Regions from separate parts of the Homo sapiens genome. Here region 2 is linked to region 1. A link is a loop called in an ENCODE intact Hi-C map of the cell type or tissue named here. Cell type or tissue: MCF 10A. All regions are shown on one strand. Each heading gives the region's core, and the rest is flanking DNA. Links, peaks and the distances in the headings are about the cores only.

The links. A loop is a pair of places that touch in the nucleus more often than their neighbours do. Peaks named below come from ENCODE experiments on the same cell type or tissue, not always from the same donor. Only the 100,000 strongest peaks of a DNase experiment are listed, where the experiment ranks them.
Region 2: a loop joins it to region 1, with 7 times the contacts of the local background. A loop is called at or near these places in 3 of 110 quality-filtered maps.

Annotation. Positions count from the first base shown.
Region 1 is chr1:181,161,962-181,171,488 of GRCh38, reverse strand. No RefSeq gene overlaps it. Among named protein-coding and RNA genes, the nearest start is that of LINC01732, 7.8 kb to the left of the region's middle. RefSeq lists silencers at 4,628-4,697, 4,708-4,757. In MCF 10A, for the core only: a CTCF peak has its summit at 4,714 (motif pointing right); a DNase peak (open chromatin) is centred at 4,738.
Region 2 is chr1:180,775,101-180,784,627 of GRCh38, reverse strand. All of the region lies in intron 2 of XPR1 (xenotropic and polytropic retrovirus receptor 1), which reads right to left. Among named protein-coding and RNA genes, the nearest start is that of LINC02816, 130 kb to the left of the region's middle. RefSeq lists a silencer at 2,548-2,748. In MCF 10A, for the core only: a CTCF peak has its summit at 5,677; a DNase peak (open chromatin) is centred at 5,627.

The DNA of each region.
Region 1 (9,527 bases), core at 2,561-7,560:
CAGATCACAGCACTATCACAGAACCTAAGACTGGTCTTTTGAGATCTTTTTCAGACTTACCCACCTGGACAAGTGGCTCAAGACTCAGCCAGCCTGTGGCTCCCCGACCCAGAGGTGGACTCAACACACAAGGACTGTTTTCCGCAGCCCTAGGATTGCATCCCCAACCAATCAGCAACACCCATTCCCCCTGCCTGCCAAAATAACCTTGAAAAACTCTAGCCTCCAAAATTTGGGGGAGGCTGATTTGAGTTATAATATAGCTCTGGTCTCCTGTTTAGCCATCTCTACGTGAATTAAACTCTTTCTCTATTGCAATTCCCCAGTGTTGATCTTCAGCTCTTTCTGGGCAGCAGGCAAAATGAACACACTGGGTGGTGACACCATTACCTCATGTATGAGGGCCACCTTGAAGTGACCTGGCACAACATACAAATGTGTTACATAAAAGAACAACAAGGAATAAAGAAAAGAATTGGTTAGGCAGTGCATTCATTTCCTAGGGCTGCCATAACAAACTGCCACATACCAGGTGACTTAAAAAAACAGAAATCTATTGTCTCACAGCTCTAGAGGCCTAAAGTCTAAGACCACGTTGCCCTCAGAAAGGAGCTGTTCCAGGCCTCCCTACAGGCTTCTGGTAGCCTCAGGCATAGATGCCTCGCTCTTCACAGGGTGTTGCCTCTTCACAGGGTGTTGTCTTCACAACATCTTCCCTGTGTGTGCGTTTGTCTCTGTGTCTAAATTTCCCCTTTTCATAAGGACACTACTCATATTGATTAAGGCCCACCCTAATGAACTTATTTTAACTTGATTATCTTTGTGAAGACCCTATTTCCAAATAAGGTCACGTTCTGAGGTACTGGAGGTTAGGACTTCAACATATCTTTCTGTGGGGACACAGTTCAAGGGTTGGTAAACGTTTCAAGGGTTGGACACAGGAAAGGGTTGGTAAACATTTTCTGGAAAAAGCCAGATAGTAATATTTTAGACTTGTGAGCCACTGTCTCTGTCACAGCTACGCACTTCTGCTGTGGCAGCCTGAAAGCAGCCATAGACAATACATAAATGAATAAGCCTGGCTTGTTCCAATAAAACTTTATTTATAACAATAAGTTGTGGGCTAGATGTGGTTGGCAGGCCATAGTCTGCCAATCCCTAGGTTAGAACACCAATTTTAAAACAAGGAAAAAGAGTTTCTGCAGCCTTTCTGAAAGAGGGGACTCAGTCAGGGAACCAGAGATTCGGAGCAAAATCTGAGTCCCCAGAAGTGCTAAGAGGGGAGTCAAGGAAACTCCTGGGGTTTAAGAACGTGGACTCAAAATGCGGGAGGAAGACAGGGCACCCTGGAGGAGTTCCACAGAAGGCCCTTGGCTTGCCCACAGGCACTAAAGGCTGATCTTACAGCTGAGGAAACTGAGGCACCAAACGATCAAGTGACTTGCCAAAAGACACAGCTAGTAGAGGAAGGATTCCATCCCAATCAATGTGATTCCAGGGGCTGAGCTTGTAACCACTAGCAATTACTCCAGAGGACAAAGAAACAACAGAGGATCAGGCACTGGGAGCTGGGTGTCTCAGGCCGAGTTCTTCAGGGGTTGGAGTCACAAGGGTGGAACACAAGGGGGCCAGGGAGTTAGAAAGGGCCAGTAGAAAGCAGCAGCGTGTCAGTCATTAGAATGTGCGGGCATCAGCCTTGCTGTCTAAACATCATCAGGAGGGTCTTTACCAATACCCCCCACGGAACAAAGCTATAACACCTCTCCCGCAGAAGCAGTGGAGATGGGCGCTCTTACTCTGAGTTAACAAAGGTCTTATGAGTTGTGTTCAACATAAACTAATAAATACATACTCAGGGAATCAGTTCACCAGGATTGTAAAGAAATAAAAATAGAAACAAGGTCAGGTACTAATGGGAAGATGCTAATTGTGCTCTGTCATGGAACCTCACCCTTGTTGGCCTGTCATCTTCACACTTCATTGAAAATCCATTAAAACGATTGTGAGGCCATTAACCCTGACTTTCAGGCAGAAGCTTCCCTTGGGCGCAGTTGTGTGACTAGGGTTCTTTCATTAATATTTAGTGTAATTGCTTGAGAGCCGGATAATTGTGATTACAGACTGCCACTTAAATATGGAAGGGGAGCATGAAGATGGGATCTTTTCTTTGCATCTTTTTTATTTTTAATATGTGTGGAATCATCTCCCTCAGGCAAGATAATATATTAAAACTTGAATTTTTAAAACAAAGAGAGGGCTGATTACTCGGTCTACAAAAGAATTCACCACAGGATTCCTTAAATTGTGAGCTCCCAGAGCAATCAAAATTATTTGATTTACAAAATTTCAATCTGCTGGCATCTTTTCCATATTATGACTCTACCATAAAGGTTATATTTGAAAAAAGAAACACAGCTACTAATGAGTGCCGTAGAGGCTGCTGAGTGGAGAATTAAGGCCTGCATTTATAAACAGGGTGACCAGAAGACATACCTTAAGGACACCTTGAAATTCAGCCTTGATGCCTGGGATAGGACTGTGACTTGCTAGGACATGCAGTCAGACAGATGAACCAAGGGGGACACCAATTAGAGATGAGAGGACCCTGAGACCAGTCTGCAACTTGGAGCAACTGCAAGAAGATGCTCCTTCCAGAGTACAGAGGGGAAAACTGCTGCTCCCAAAAAAGATTCTTCCCCCTCTGTCCCTCAGCCCCATGAAATGGGACAAACTGATCCAGTACCACCTCAGATTTAGGCCTGTTAAAAGCCTGGGAGGATATTAACGACCTTCCCCATAAAACAGTGGCTTTCTCTTCTTATATTTTATCAGCTTCCATTGCTCTGCATTTAAAAGGAGGCACACAAAATTGCAATGCCATCCTCCAAGGTGTGTGGCAACAGCCAAGGTGAGTGGAACAAACGTGAACAATGTTTCTTCTGCTCTCACACCACCAACAACATCAATACAGAAGACTTTTGGCCGGGCTCAGTGGCTCAAGCTTATAATCCCAGCACTTTGGGAGGCCAAGCCAAGCAGATAGCTTGAGGCCAGGAGTTCGAGACCAACCTGGCCAACATGGTAAGAACCCCTTCTCTATTAAAAATACAAAAATGAGCCAGCTGTGGTGGTACACACCTGTAATCCCAGCAACTTGGGTGACTGAGGCATGAGAATTGCTTGAATCCAGGAGGCGGAGGTTGCACCACTGCATTCCAGCCTGGGTGACAGAGCAAGACTCTGTCTCAAAAAACAACAGACTTCTGTGACCAAATACTCGGTGGTTTTACCCCACCAACATGCAAGCAATCAATTCAGCAGCAGACGTGAGCTGCAGGGGTATCTTCCAATTCAATTCGGACACTGTCTACCTGGAGATAGCATCAGATCCCACAGGTTGAGGGCTCAGTCCCACAAGAATGCCTCCCTCTTCCTCCAGACACCAGTCACAGATCCTCAAGCTGGGCTTTCCACATTTCTTTAGGTTTGATTAATTTGCCAGAGTGGCTTACAGAACTCAGGGAAACATGTTTACCAGATTATGAAGGATATTACAAAGAATATAAACAAAGAGAGGCATAGGGCAAGGTATGGGGGAAGAAGCATGGAGCTTCCATACCTTCCCTGAGCACGCCACCCTCCAAGAACCTCCACGTGTTCGGCTATCCGGAAGTTCTCCGAACACTGTCTCTTTGGGTTTTTATGGAAGCTTCATTATGAGGCATGATTGATAAAGCCACTGGCCATTGGTGATCAACTTAAACTTCAGCTCCTCTCCCCTCCCCGGAGATTGCAAGAGCAAGGACGGAGTTTGGAAACCACCGCCCTTGACCTTTGCTGTCCAAAGCAGTAGCCACTAGTCCCATGTGGCTACCCACAATTGCAGTGAGGCTGGTCTGAACTGAGGTGTGCTATAAGTGTAAAATTCATACCAGATTTCAAAAACTTATCAAGAAAAGAATATACAATATCTGGTGAGTAATTTTTACATTGATTACATGTTGAAATGATAATATTTTAGATATATTCGGTTAAATAAATTATATCATTAAAATGAATTTAACATGTTTTTTATTTTTTAATGCGGCAACTAGAAAATTTTAAGTTACTATGTGGCTCATGTTATATTTCTGGGTTTTTTTTGTTTTTTTGTTTTTTTTGGAGATGGAGTCTCATCACCCAGACTGGAGTACAGTGGCACAATCACGGCTCACTGCAGCCTCAACCTCCCAGGCTCAAGTGATCCTCCTGCCTCAGACTCCCGAGTAGCTGGAACTACAGATGTGCACCACTACCGCTGGCTAATTTTTTTATTTTTTGTAGAGACAGGGTCTCGCTATGTTGCCCAGGCTGGTCTTAAACTGCTGGGCTCAAGCAATTCTCCTTCCTTACGCTCCCAAAGTGCTGGGATTACAGGCATGAGCCACCATGCCTGGCCTCAGCCCTGTGTGATATTTCTATGGGACAGTGGTGCTTAAATGATCAACTTCAATGGGAGAATGTGTGTACCTCTACATACAGAGGTAGATATATAGTTTCTGATTATATAAATAAATATAATATATTTGGCTTTGAAAGACCAAATAAACAGGACTTGAACTTTTTTTTCCATGAATGGTAGGAAAGTTATGACTATGAGAACCTTAATGTTTGCTATGAACGGCTTGGGGTGGCTTTACTCACTGTTCCAGACTACAGAGTTGATGCCTGGGTTGACCACTAGAGAGCAGTGGCGTATATAAAATGTGAGCGTTCACACAGCCATTAACTGTGAAGACACTCCGCCCAGCCCACATGCAGAGCCACTACAGGGTCGGCACTAGGTAATGATTAAAACCCATGCTCTTTCCCTCCCTTTTAAGTGCCATATGCCTGGGGAAGAAGAAAAGACTACAGAAAACTGGGTAGAACTAGAGCTGACCCTTAAACTGTGAGGCTCAGACAGCAGCAAAGCAGGAAGGCCATTCTGCGTGAAAAACATCAGATGTTCAAAGGCAAGTGTTCAAAGACCCAGGCGCGGAGTCACGTTTACCTTCCTGGCTCCGAGGCTATCAAAATGCGGGGCCTGAAGCAAGCCACTGGGCCTTGCTTCTGTAAGATGAGGTAGAGCTAGGTGAGCTTTAACATGTCCTCCAACGTCAGCATTGCAGCCATTCCAGAGTGAACCCCGCGGGCCTGCTGTTCCAATAGGTTTAATGGGGGACACAAACACCTTCCAGGCACAATGGTACTGTAAATCCATGCTTTAAGTGCCCCCCACCACTCCAAACACCTAGCAATAATACATAAGATATAAAAATTTTAAAAATGAAAGTCCAAGCCTTGCTCCGGAAGATCAGCATCTTGGCCGGGCGCAGTGGCTCACGCATGTAATCCCATCCCTTTGGGAGGCTGCTGCAGGTGGATCACCTAAGGTCAGGAGTTCGAGACCAGCCTAGGCAATATGGTGAAACCCTGTCTCTACTAAAAATATAAAAATTAGCTGGGCGTGGTGGCAAGTTCATGTACTGCCAGCTGCTCAGGAGGCTGAGGCATGAGAATCGCTTGAGCCCAGGAGGTTGCGGTGAGCCGAGATCACGCCATTGCATTCCAGGAAAAAAAAAAAAAAAAAAGATCAGCATCTCCAAGGATCAGAGAAACACAGAAATACAATTCTACAGCAGAAATGGTGCTATAGGTTCTCCAGGTCACCACTCAGGCAGAGGTGGCCAGGAGCTTTTCTCTTCTCTTGTGGTAAAAGGGGAACTATACATGGCCAGGGGTTCCCAGTCCAGAAACTGGGTGGGGCTTTCACACCCAAGAACCAGGAATATAAAATGCTGGGGCTGAGACTTATACAAAGCTTCTTATCCCAGTTGAAGAGGAACCTTGCCAAAGAGGTCCCCTGGCTCAGTGTTGGGATCAGCAACGTCCCCAAATCATGGCAGTATGGATACCTGAGCTGACAATTGAAAATCTGGTTCTGAATTGGGGGCTGCGAGGACCAAAAAGAAGCTACTGCAAAACCACTAGGTTGAAAGGGAATGAGCATAGAGAGAGACTAAAATTACTAATAATAACTCCCACAAGAGAAAGACTAAAAAGGCAGTCAAAAAATGTAATCTAAAAATGTAATGGTAGGAATTGAATTCACTTCAGAAGAAGTGAAAATGGTAGGGCAATGTGACACTGACTTTTTAAGGAATTGATTATTTATTTAGCAAATATTCTAAGCACCTACCATGTCCTAGACACTGTTTTAGGTGCTCAAGATACAATAATCAACAAAACAAGACTGCTGATATGGTTTGGTTCTGTGTCCCCACCCAAATCTCATCTTGAATTATAATCCTTTATAATCCCCACATGTCAAGGGAGGGACCAGGTGAGAGGTGCTTGGATCATGGGGGTGATTTTCCCATGCTGTTCTCATGATCGTGAGTGAGTTCTCACAAGATCTGATGGTTTTATAAGGCAGTTTTTCCTGCTCTTGCATGCTCTCTCTTCCCTGCCACCATGTAAGATGTGCCTCCTCCCCTTCCACCATGATTGTAAGTTTCCTGAGCCCTCCCCATCCATGCAGAACTGTGAGTCAATTGAACCTCTTTTCTTTATAAATCACCCAGTCTCAGGCAGTTCTTTATACCAGTGTGAAAACAGACTAATACAACTACCTTCTTGAAACTTACATTCTATGGAAGAGACAGAAAATTTTTTAAATTATGTAATATGTCAACTATTAAAAAGTGCTTGAAGAAATGTTTAGGATCCTCAAAGATATAAAGGAATGACTAACAACCATTTATAAAAACATAAACTATGAAACAATAAATAGGCAAACTAAAACAAAAGCAAGTTATAAAAGAGAACCAATTGAAATGAAAAATATAGGTATTAAAATACATAAACTCAGGCCAGCCACAGTGGCTCACTCCTATAATTCTAACATTTTGGGAAGCTGAGACAGGAGGATAGCTTGAGCCCAGGAGTTTGAGACCAGCCTGGGCAACATAGCAAGACCCCGTCTCTACAAATCATTTCAAAATTAGCCAGGCATAGTGGCGTGCACCTGTGGTCCCAGCTACTTGGGAGGCTGAGGTGGGAGAATTGCTTGAGCCTGGGCAATCAAGGCTGCAGTGAGCCATGATCACACCATTGCACTCCAGTCTGGGCAACAGAGTGATACTCAGTCTCAAAAAAAAAATACATAAACTCATAAGTATTGGATAAACTCTATGTTGTCATGGTAGAAGAGAGATCCACTAATTAGGAGGCAGTACTGTAGAAATCACCCATAATGCAACACAAAGAGGGAAAATGTATTTTTTTAAATATGAAAGGGCAGCTAAGAGATACAGAAGATACACTGACGGGCATCAACATACAGCTAATAGGAATTCCAGAAGAAAATAATAAAAGGAATGAGAGAGAAGTGATGTTCAAAGAGATAATATCTGAAGTTTTCCAGTATTAAAGTTAGAATTCACTAGATATGGATACATAGAAACTTGTATTTTCACTGTGATATAGCTAAGTGTCTATATATTACAGTGAAACTGTGAGACATCTCAGGATAAAGAAAAAAAATCTCATTGGGGGAAAAAAAAGATTATCTACAAAAAAAAAGAACACTGATGGGAGGAACATCATCAGAAACAGATGCCAGAAAACATGGGAGGAACTCACAAAGTGCCAAGAGAAAGTTACTATCAATATAGAATTTTATACCTAGCTAAACTGTTACTCATTCAAGAGTGAGAGGAAAATATATATACTTTTCTATAATAATTAAAAGAAATTATAGCCCATGTTCCAGGTAAAAAATTTATGTGGAATGACATCACATTGAAAATTACAAAAGTTTAGAACTAAACTACAAAAGCACTAAATATCTAAGCAATAATGACTATTGCTATGATGTATTGCTTCCAGCTGTGAGCCAGGCATTATATCATATTAGACATTTCCCAACTAGCATATCTCTTAGCCCTCAAAGTCATGTTATTAACTAGTTAGTGTTAACTCCTTTGTAAGAATTAAAAAAGCTTTTGGGAGAACAAGGTAACTATACTCTTATGAACTAAATGTTTGTGTCACTCAAAATTCATATGTTAAAATGCTAACTCCCAATGTGATGGTATTAGGAGGTAAAGCCTTTGGGAGGTAATTAGGCTTAAATGAAGTCATGAATGTTGGTCTTTCATAATGGGGTTAGTACCCTTATAAGAAGAGGAAGAGACTGTAGAGTTTCCTCTCTCTCTCTCTGTCATTTGAGGATACAGCAAGAAGGTGGCTGTCTGCAAGCCAGGAAGAGAGCCCTTACCAGACCTGAACATGTTGGTATCCTGATCTCAGACTTCCATCCTGAAAATTGTGAGAAACAAGTAAATGTCTGTTGCTTTAGCTGCCCAGTTTAGTATTCTCTTATAGCAATCTGAGCTAAGATGCATGCACAAAAATCTGGGTCTATATGAAGATAAGGAGCCAGTGAAGGTACAGATGGAATTTTATTGACACTTGAGAACAATAATAGGGGGCCTGAGCCAGGTACACACAGCTGTTTGACAGGGAGGAGGTGGACAGCATTCTAATTCAGAGGTATTTCATGCTAATGATTACTTTTCTCCTGCTTACCTTTCTCTAAGTCTAGCCCAAGCTTTCCTCATTTGAAATACAGTTGACCCTTAAACAACATGGGGTTGAACTGCTTGGGCCTACTTATATGCAGATTTTCTTCTGCCTCTGCCACTCCAAGACAAGACCAACCCCTTCTCTCCCACCTCCTCAGCCTACTTAATGTAAAGGCTATGAGGGTAAAGACTTTTATGATGATCTACGTCTACCTAATGAATAGTAAATGTATTCTCTCACTTACAACTTTCATAATAACATTTTCCTTTCTCTAGCTTACTTTATTGTATGAATATAGTTATAATACACATACAAATTATGGCCAGGTGTGGTGGCTCATGCCCATAATCCCAGCACTTTGGGAGACCAAGGCAAGTAGATTGTTTGAGCTCCAGAGTTCAAGACCAGCCTCGGCAACATAGTGAAACCCCATGTCCACAAAAAAATTAGCCAGGCATGGTGGCTCACACCTGTGATCCCAGCTACTCAGGAGACTGAGACAGGAGGATCACTTGAGCCCAGGAAGTTGAGGTTTCAGTGAACTGAGATCATGCCACTGTACTCCAGCCTGGGCAACAGAGCAAGATCCCATCTCTAAATAAATAAATAAAACAAATTATGTGTTAATTGACTGTGTTACTAGGGCCTCTGAACAGCCAGGCAAATACTTTAGCAAACCTCAGAGGTGCTGGTCTGATAGGTCCCGGAACTGGCTCCCCCTTCCTTGGAGGAAAATGTACCCCTTCTCTGAAATCAAAAAAGAGCACAGGGTGCTTTTCAGCATAACTAACAACCCCCAGGACTGGAAGAGGGGAGTCTTCTTGCTTCCTAACACTGACAGAATTAAGAGTAATGAGGAGACACTTCATTTCTCACTTGCACAGCCTCATGTGGAAATGAACTGAACAAAGTAAGTT
Region 2 (9,527 bases), core at 3,004-8,003, 390 kb after region 1:
CACATGGGGAAGGCCTTCTTAATATTACACAAAACACAGAAGCCATAAAGGAAATGATTGACACTTTCAGAAAATAAAAAATTTCCATTCCATAAAACACCACAAGCAAAGTTAAAAGAGAAGCAGCATAAATATATATCTACAACATTTAAAATAAATGATTAACATGCAAAATATATTTTTAAAAATTATTACAAGTCAATATTAAAAAGATATTTGATTCCATAAGTAGGTAAATTACAGCATTTCATAGAAAAAGAAATATAAATGGCCAATGAACCAATGAAAGGATGCCAGATGTCATATAAATGCAACTTTTTTAAAAAAGGAAATATAGCTTTTCAACCATCAGGTTAGAAAGAGTTTTAAAACAGTGGTATCATGTGGCAATGGTAATGATAAATGAACACACTCATTCCTTGTTGATGGAAATGTAAATTTTAGGAAGACAATTTGGCAATAGCTATTAAAATTTTCAGTGTTTAATCCCACATGTAGGAAATGTATTCTAAAGGAATCTCTATACAAATGGCTGTATTTCCAAGGATATTCATTCACCATTTGTTTTTTTTTAAGACAGAGTCTTGCTCTGTCACCCAGGCTGGAATGCAACAGCATGATCTCGGCTCACTGCAACCTACACCTTCCGGGTTCAAGAGATTCTCCCGTCTCAGGTTCCCAAGTAGCTGGAATTACAAGTGCCTGCCATCATGCCCCGCTAATTTTTGCAGTTTTAGTAGAGATGGGGTTTCGCCATGTTGGTCAGGCTGGTCTCAAACTCCTGACCTCAGGTGATCCACCTGCCTCGGCCTCCCAAAGTGCTGGGATTACAGGTTTGAGCCACCACGCCCAGCCTTACCATTATTTTTAATAGTGAAAAAGAAACAAACTGATGTCCAAAAGGGGAGTGGTTAAGTACATTATGATATTATGTAACATTAAGCATTTAAAAAATAATATACATACATCCTGGTGTGTATAAAAAATCAAGAAACATTGTTGAGGAAAAAATAAATAACAGAATATATATAGCATGATCCCATTAATGGAAAATATGTACATAAGTTAATATTCATATGTACATTCATAGAAAGATTGCAAGGATGCATAACAATCTGTTGTGGTTACCTCCTTTGAAAGGGGAGTAGGTATGAGAAGGATTCTCACATTTTGCTATCTTCACTTATTAAATTGTTTGAACCCATCAAAATGAAAAGGTATTCATAAAGGATAAATTATACTGTATAAATAAAGGATATTATTAACTGGAAGAAAAAAAGAAACATACCATATCCAGACCTTTAAATTATACATAATAAAAACTAAACAGCCCAGCATAGCTAGTTGAATAGAGTTTTTGTTTGTTTGTTTGTTGAGACAGCACCTAGCTGTGTCACCTAGGCTGAAGTGCAGTGGCACATTCATGGCTCACTACAGCCTCAACCTCCCAGGCTCAATCGATCCTCCCACCTTAGCCTCCCTAGTAGCTGGGACCACAGGAAATAGATTATCTATACCAGTATATAGAATGATTAAGCCTTTCACTTCAGTTATGAGAAGCTTATAGAATGCTCATTTACAGAACATCAATTTCTATTATAAGATGTTTCCTATAATGTACCTGCTGAATAATGTTAGAAATCAGTAACTCTGAATTGGAGAATCAGAGAATTTCAGCATTCAAAAATCAACGAGCCCAATATTGTTATTTTATAGATGAGAAAACTGAGGTACAAAGAGCCTAGGTGACATGAGTTTTCCCCACCCCAATATCAATATAAGTTTTATAGAAAAATCACTGTATTTTATTATCAAATAAGGAATATAAACATATTAACTGTATAAAAGTGACTACTACGTGCTACATGGGTATTATGAAGTGAACTGTGTACCCAAAATCATATGTGGGAGCCCTAACCCCACAATGTGACTTGTATTTGGAGACAGGGCCTTTAAAGAGGCAACTAAGGTTAAATGAGGACTTAAGGCTAATGGAGCCTTAATCCCACAAAACTAATGTTCCTATAAAAAAAGAGACACCAGAGATTCCCCCACTGCCCCCGCCCAACACACACGTATGTTCTCTCTCTTTCTCTCTCTCTGTCTCTTTCTCTCTCTGCCTCCCTCACTCCAATCACACACAGAGGATAGGCCATGTTTGGGGAAATGCTTGCAAAGAAGAAAAGAGGCCTTACTAGAAACGAATTCTGCCTGAATCTTGATCATGGACTTTCAAGCCTCCAGAAATACGAGAAAACAAATTTCTGTTGTTTAAAGCACCCAGTCTGTAGTATTCTGCTATGGCAGTCTGAGTAGACTAATACAATGGGCTAAATATGTCCTGAATTCAATAATTAGTCACAAAAGACTAAGCCTAGTTCAGAGAGAGCAAGCATAAATAAGTACAAATCTTAGAAAGATATATCAACAATTGTAAGATTAGCAGTAACAGAAAAAAGGAAGTCAAACGAGAGAAAAAAAATAAAAAACAGGTAAAGAATGACTTTGAGAACACTGTCTTAGAGATTCCTTTGCTCTGAGTTAAATAAATATTAAATCAGTGAGTTATACTAAAATAGAGACACACAGTTACACTGAGAGAGAGAGAAAGAGAGACTGATTTCTTTGTCATCTCTATAATTGTCTTATCTCCACCTTGCATTTGTGGATGACAGACAATTGCTTTCTCATCCACCCCGCAAATTACTGTTAATAGAAAATGATTCTTCGCTTGAACCTAGGAGGCAGAGTTTGCAGTGAGCCGAGTTCGTGCCACCGCACTCCAGCCTGGGCATCAGAGACTGTCTCAAAAAGAAAATGATTCTTAGGAGATATACCTAATGCTAAATGACGAGTTAATGGGTGCAGCACACCAACATGGCACATGTATACATATGTAACAAGTCTGCACGTTGTACACATGTACCCTAAAAGTTAAAGTATAATAATAATAAAATTTTAAAAAAAAGCAAACAAGTGAGAAAATTGGAGTGAAGGGAAAATAAAACCAGGGGTGTTTAAAAAAAAAAAAAGAGTACCAATCAAGGTAAAATACTCCTATTGCATAGCAGCCACCATCAAGTGCTTTTTACAGCAACATTCAGGAATATTTTTATTTTTATACTAATAATGTCATCAAGCTTTTTCATGCAATCTTTGGGTTAAATACATAAAAGGCCAATCTTCTCAAAAACCATTTATTTAAAACCACTATCAACACCATCAAATATCTTTAATGTTCCATTCAAATTTTCATTACTATTCTCAATTTTCTTAATTTCCAGATCTGTGAGACATGGAGGATGGGGATTATGTCTTTTTTTAAATCTGTATAGACGACATACCCAACATAATGTCTGGTACACAGTATGTGCTCCACACACTATTTTTAAAATTGTAAATGTTGAAACAATGTTCATATTTTGTGAAAAATATGATACTTTATTAAAGTAAAAAAAAAACAACACTCCAACAATTGGATAGTCACATGCAAAAGAATGAAGTTAGACTCCCACACGGATACAAAAATTAAGTCAAAAGTGATCAAAGACCTAAATGTAAGAGCTAAAACTACATGAGCTCTTAGAAGAAAACACAAGTATAAATCTTCCTGACCTCAGATGGGGCAATGGTTTCTTAGATATGACACCAAACACATAAGCAACAAATAAAAAAATTGATAGATTGAACTTTATCAAAATTAAAAACTTTTCTGCTTAAAAGGGCACTATCAAAAAAGTAAAAAGACAAACACAATGGGAGAAAACATTTGCAAACCCATATCAGGACTATCTGACAAGGGTTTAGTATCCAGAATACAAAAGGACTTTCAACTCTTGCATCTCTTTTTTTTTTTTTTTGAGACAGAGTCTTGCTCTGTTGCCCAGGTTGGAGTGCAGTGGCACGATCTCTGCTCACTGCAAGCTCCGCCTCCCAGGTTCACGCCATTCTCCTGCCTCAGCCTCCCCAGTAGTTGGGACTACAGGTGCCCACCACCAAGCCTGGCTAATTTTTTGTATTTTTAGTAGAGATGGGGTTTCACCATGTTAGCCAGGATGGAACTCTTGCATCTCTTTTAGAAAATATGTCAAAAAGACTCCTCTAACTCAACAATAAGACATATAACCAAATTTTTAAAAATGGACAAAGAATCTGAATAGACATTTCTCCAAAGAAGACACACAAATGACCAATAAGTACATGAAAATATTTCAACACATCAGTCATTAGTGAAATGCAAATCAAAAGACAATGAGATACCATTTCATACCCACTAGAATAGCTATAATTTAAAAAGGCAATAACAAGTGTTGGTAAGAATATGCAGAAATTAGAACCCTCATATATCACTGGTAGGAATGTTAAATGATGTAGCCACTTGGGAAAACAGTTCGGTAGTTCCTCAAAAAGTTAAAAATAGATTACCATATGATTCAACAATTCTACTTCTAGGTACATACCCAAGAGAAGTAAAAACATATGTTCACAGAAAAACTCATATATGAATGTTCAGAGCAGCATTATTTATAATATCAAAAAGTAGAAACAACCCAATGGATAAATGGATAAACAAAATGTAGCATATCCATACAATTGAATATAATTCAGCCACAGAAAAGAATAATGTACTGTTCCATGCTACAACATGGATGAACTCTGAAAATATTATGCTAAGAGAGAAGCCAGATAGTTAAGATCACATGTTGTACGAATCCATTTATATGAAATGTCCAGAATATGCAAATCCATAGAGACAGAAAGTAGAGTGGTGGTTGGCAGGCAGGGGCTGGGGGTAGGAGGAGCGGGGAGGGATGAAAATGTTCTTGAATTAGATAGTGGTGATGGCTGCACAAACTTGTGAATATATTAGAAACCTATGAATTATATCTTCCTTTTTTTCCCTCTCCCTCTCCCTCTCCCCCTCCCCCTCTTTTCTTTCCTTTCTGCCTCCCGGGTTCAAGTGATTCTCCTGCCTCAGCCTCCTGAGTAGCTGGGATTATAGGTGCCCACCACCACACCCAATTTTTGTATTTCTACTAGAGATGATGTTTCACCATGTTGGCCAGGCTGGTCTCTAACTCCTGACCTCAGGTGATCTACCTGCCTCAGCCTCCCAAAATGCTGGGATTACAGGTATGAACCACCATGCCCAGCCTTGAATTATACACTTTAAAAGAGTGAATTTTATATGTGAATTATATTAATAATATGTATTTATTCAACAAATAATAATTGTACCTATTAGATGCCAGGCTCTCTATTAAATGCTAGGGATATGATGAATGAGATAAATGTAGGTCCTGCCCTCACACAGTTTACATTCTAGTGACTGAGACAGAAAGAAATCTACACAAGTAAACAAAGAATTATAGACTATAAAAAGTGAATGAAGACAACAAATAGGGTGATGAGATAGAGTGTAAGAACTGGGATGGATGGCTATCCTTTCTGGCAGAGTAAGAAATGATCAGAAAAGATCTCTTTTTAAGAGATGACATTTAATCTAAGACTGAACCTAAAGGATAAGAAAGAACAAGGATAAAATAATTCCCAACAGAGGGAACAGCATGTTAGAAAAGAAACTGAGATGCCTAAAGAACTGAAAGCAGCTCACAATGTTACTGCCACCAGGTGGTGATAGGAGGTGAGGTCAGGGAGGCAGGTAAAGGCCCTTTCACGCACAAAGCCCATGTTATGAAGTTTGAACTCTATTCTAAGTGCCATGGAAAATATTGATGAGTTTTAGGGGGAAGCCTAAATAGGAGAATTAGTTTCTGTTTTATTAAATGATAATTTTAAAATAGCAATTCCCAGGAAATTAGGTGTGCAAATGAAGGAGGAGGAGAAATATTCTATCCTCAAATAAATCTGGGAATTATGAGTATAAAGCACGATCAAACTGATTTTTTTTAAGGTAGTAGTTCTCACTCTTAGGTGGGTTGTCTTTCAGGGGACAAAGGGACATTTGGCAATATCTGGAGATACTTGTGGTTGTCACAGCTGGACAACCACGAGTATGTTAGTGTTACTAGAGTCTAATGGGTAGGGGTCAAGGATGCTGCTAAATATTCTACAATTTCCAGGACAGCAATCCTTCCCACTACCTGCTCCAAACACAGACTTATCCGGTCCAAAATGTCAACAGTATCAAGGCTGAGAAACTCTGCTTTAAGGCAAAAGGAGCTTTACTATGCTAATATACACTGTTATTCTATGAGAAGTGGAACTAATACATTGTGTTTCCCAAAGTTATTTATAAGAATATAGTCCTTGGTGTAAAGGGGATATGACAGCAGAAAGATGAGGAAAGGGTTGTAGAATACCTATTAAAATCTGCAGGAATAGGTCAGGTGTGGTGGCTCATGCCTGTAATCCCAGTGCTTTGGGAGGCCGAGGTGGGAGAACTGCTTGAGCCCAGGAGTTGGAGACCAGTCTGGACAACTTAGGGAGACCCAGTCTCTAAAAAAATTTTTTTAAAAATTAGCTGGGTGTGGTAGCGTGCACCTGTGGTCCCAGCTACTTGGGAGGCTGAGGTGGGAGGATGGCTTTAGCCTGGGAGATGAAGGCTGCAGTGAGCTGTAATCACGTTATACTCTAGCCTGAGTGACAGACTAAGACCCTGTCTCAAAAAATAAAATTAAAATAAAAAAACAAGATCTCCTGAAACAGTATTCTGTGGAACACCAGTTTGAGAGGCACTAACTTTACTATCACCACTACCTCTTTGCATTTTAATTATATTCCCTACACAATAGTTTCTATGATTTCTTAGTTTCTCCTGCTTATGAGAGCAGATAAATAAAAATTAAATATATGACCATGCTCCATCAAATATAGAAAGAATATTTAGCACTACTGTTTCATGCTTGTACCAAAAAAAGGTGTGTGTTTTTTTAAGAGTGTGATTTATAAACTGAGAATAACTAACTTGAAATTCTTTTTTTCCAGATGCTATTACATCAACAGATGGGTAGATGAATTATATAAAGCATATGGCAAAGATTTCAAAGATAAAAAATGTTACTCTAAAATCACTGGTGTAGTAGAAATAGAGCTAAATCAGGAGTCATTCATTCAACAAGTACCAAGTCCCTCCTATGTACCAGGCAATGTGGCAGGGGTAGGGATACAGCGATAAGCAAAATAAACATAAATTCTGCCCTTTGACATTACAGTCTACAGTCTATCTGAGGAAAAAAACTTTAATCAAATAATCTCACAAATATACAAAGGGTAGAATAAAGGACTAGCCTTCTTCCTGAGACCAATGAGACATTTTTGAAGGATTTTAAGCAGAGAGAATAGTATGATCAAATATGCTTTCTAAATAAGGTTGTCGGGAGACCAGTGAGACGTAGTACAGTAGATACCACGGGAGAGATCACAATAGCCTCAACTAGGGTGAGGGCACTGGAGACAGAGAAGTGAAAAAATTCAAAAGATATTCTGGAGGTAAAATCAGTAGGTTTTAGTGCAGACTAGATATGGTTCTGTTGCCAACTACCTATATTAGCTTGAGCAAGTAACACTCTAGGCCTGTTTTCACTTTGAAAAATAAGGGCATTTGAATAGGTAATCTCTAAGTCTTTTCCTAATTGCAAATTTCTAACTAAAACTGCTAATTTCTGCAAAATGATTCTGAATATAACTAGGCTTAAGTAGTCCCTACACAAGATTTTCTGATCTGAGTCTATCTTAAGGTTTTATCAGGTGAGGTTTAACTAAATGTGTTTAAAATATTCTTGGTAGAACACACACAAAAAAGTCTTTTCACTTATAACAGTGACATGTAATTGAGAAAAAAATCAATCTCACTGGCACTAGATACAATACAATCCAAGCTATTTATTATCCCAATGAGTATTTACCTAATGTCTGCTAGGTAAAGAACAACAATAAATGAAATATCAATAAATAATTCAAACAAGGGCATAATTCATTAGTAAAGTGGGAGGAATGTAACAGTGGTTTTCAAATGATTTTTGCCCTTGTAACTTCTAAAATAATTTTGAATAACTATCTTGCAATTGTTAAGTCATGATAACTGATTTTGAACACATTTAAATAATTATAAACAATGTAATTTCTGGTACCCTGCAATCATTTACATTTTAAAATACAAGGACTTTGTTTTAATTGTATAATGGAAATTGTATAATTTCCATTATACAATTATTCCATTATACAATCCAATTGTATAATTATACAATTATACAATTTCCAAAATTATAATGGAAATTAAATGCCATAATAATTCAATAACTACTTGAATTAATTCAATAACTACTTTATGTATTTGGTTTCATCTTATAGACATAAATGTTAAGAAATATTGTTAACATAAATAAGTAGATCAGAATGAAAGTTTGTTGCAGCAATGTCAATCTTTGAATGCCTATGTATTTTCCAAAAGCCACATGGTGATTATTGAAAATTAATTTTAATGATAAATAAGCTTACAATTAAGTCTTCTTTCAGTTTCAGTGAAAACAAAAAACTGGACTTGCAAAGGATTTGTTACCCTGTTACTCACTTTCTTAATACCTACAATGAGTATTTGAGTATTTCAGAGAATTCCTTTGTTTGGGATCCAAAATGGCAACAACGTATCACAGCAAAATTTAGATTGCGTAAGAGACAAGCCTTTCTTTTATAAAGTCAAGGAAAGGCAATTTGAAAGAGGACTTCTTGACTGTAGACTAATTATTCAGACCAATCAATTTCAGGAATTAGTACATATGTAAATGAATATATCCACATATATCTGGATATAAATCTGGAAATGAATTCTCTTAAAGGACAATAAAAAGGGGATTTTTTTTTCCAGCACTCTTCTCCATTTAACAAATATGACAAAATACTACTTTGTATACAGATGACAGTTTCAAGAGAATTAGGTATTTTTAACTGAAGGCCTTTTATTTTCTAATTCTGTTAGCTAATTAATCACTTTATATACCACAAAGTATACCATTATTTAAAGTCATTTTGTTAAGTAAATCTATCTAGTTAGATCCACTTTTAACTAAACTATTAGTAATCCTAGTTCTTTTTCACTCTTGCAAAGCAACAGATCAAAATTATTATTAAGACTGAAGTTACAATAAACAAAGCAAACAAAAGATATCTGAGGATAATCCAAGATGAATACTATTATTAACTTAACTGAATTCTCAGTCTTTTTTTCAATTTTTTTTCATTTTTATATAGAGACAGGGTCTTGCTTTGTTGCCCAGTCTGGTCTCAAAACTCCTGGGCTCAAGGGATCCCCCTGCCTCAGCCTCCCAAAGTGCTGGGATTACAGGTGGGAGCCATGGTGCTCGGCCCTGACTGCTCAGTCTCACTGTTGCAAAGATGAGTAAAACAATGAACCATAAGAGTCTTAACTACTCTGGTGACTTACTCCAGGGAAAAAGCTTTCAAAGAATGATAGGCAGGTAACCATCTCATTTCTCTCCAAACTGCCAAGCATATATGTAATGTTGTGGTTTGAATGTGTCCCCCCAAATTCATGATAAAGCTTAATC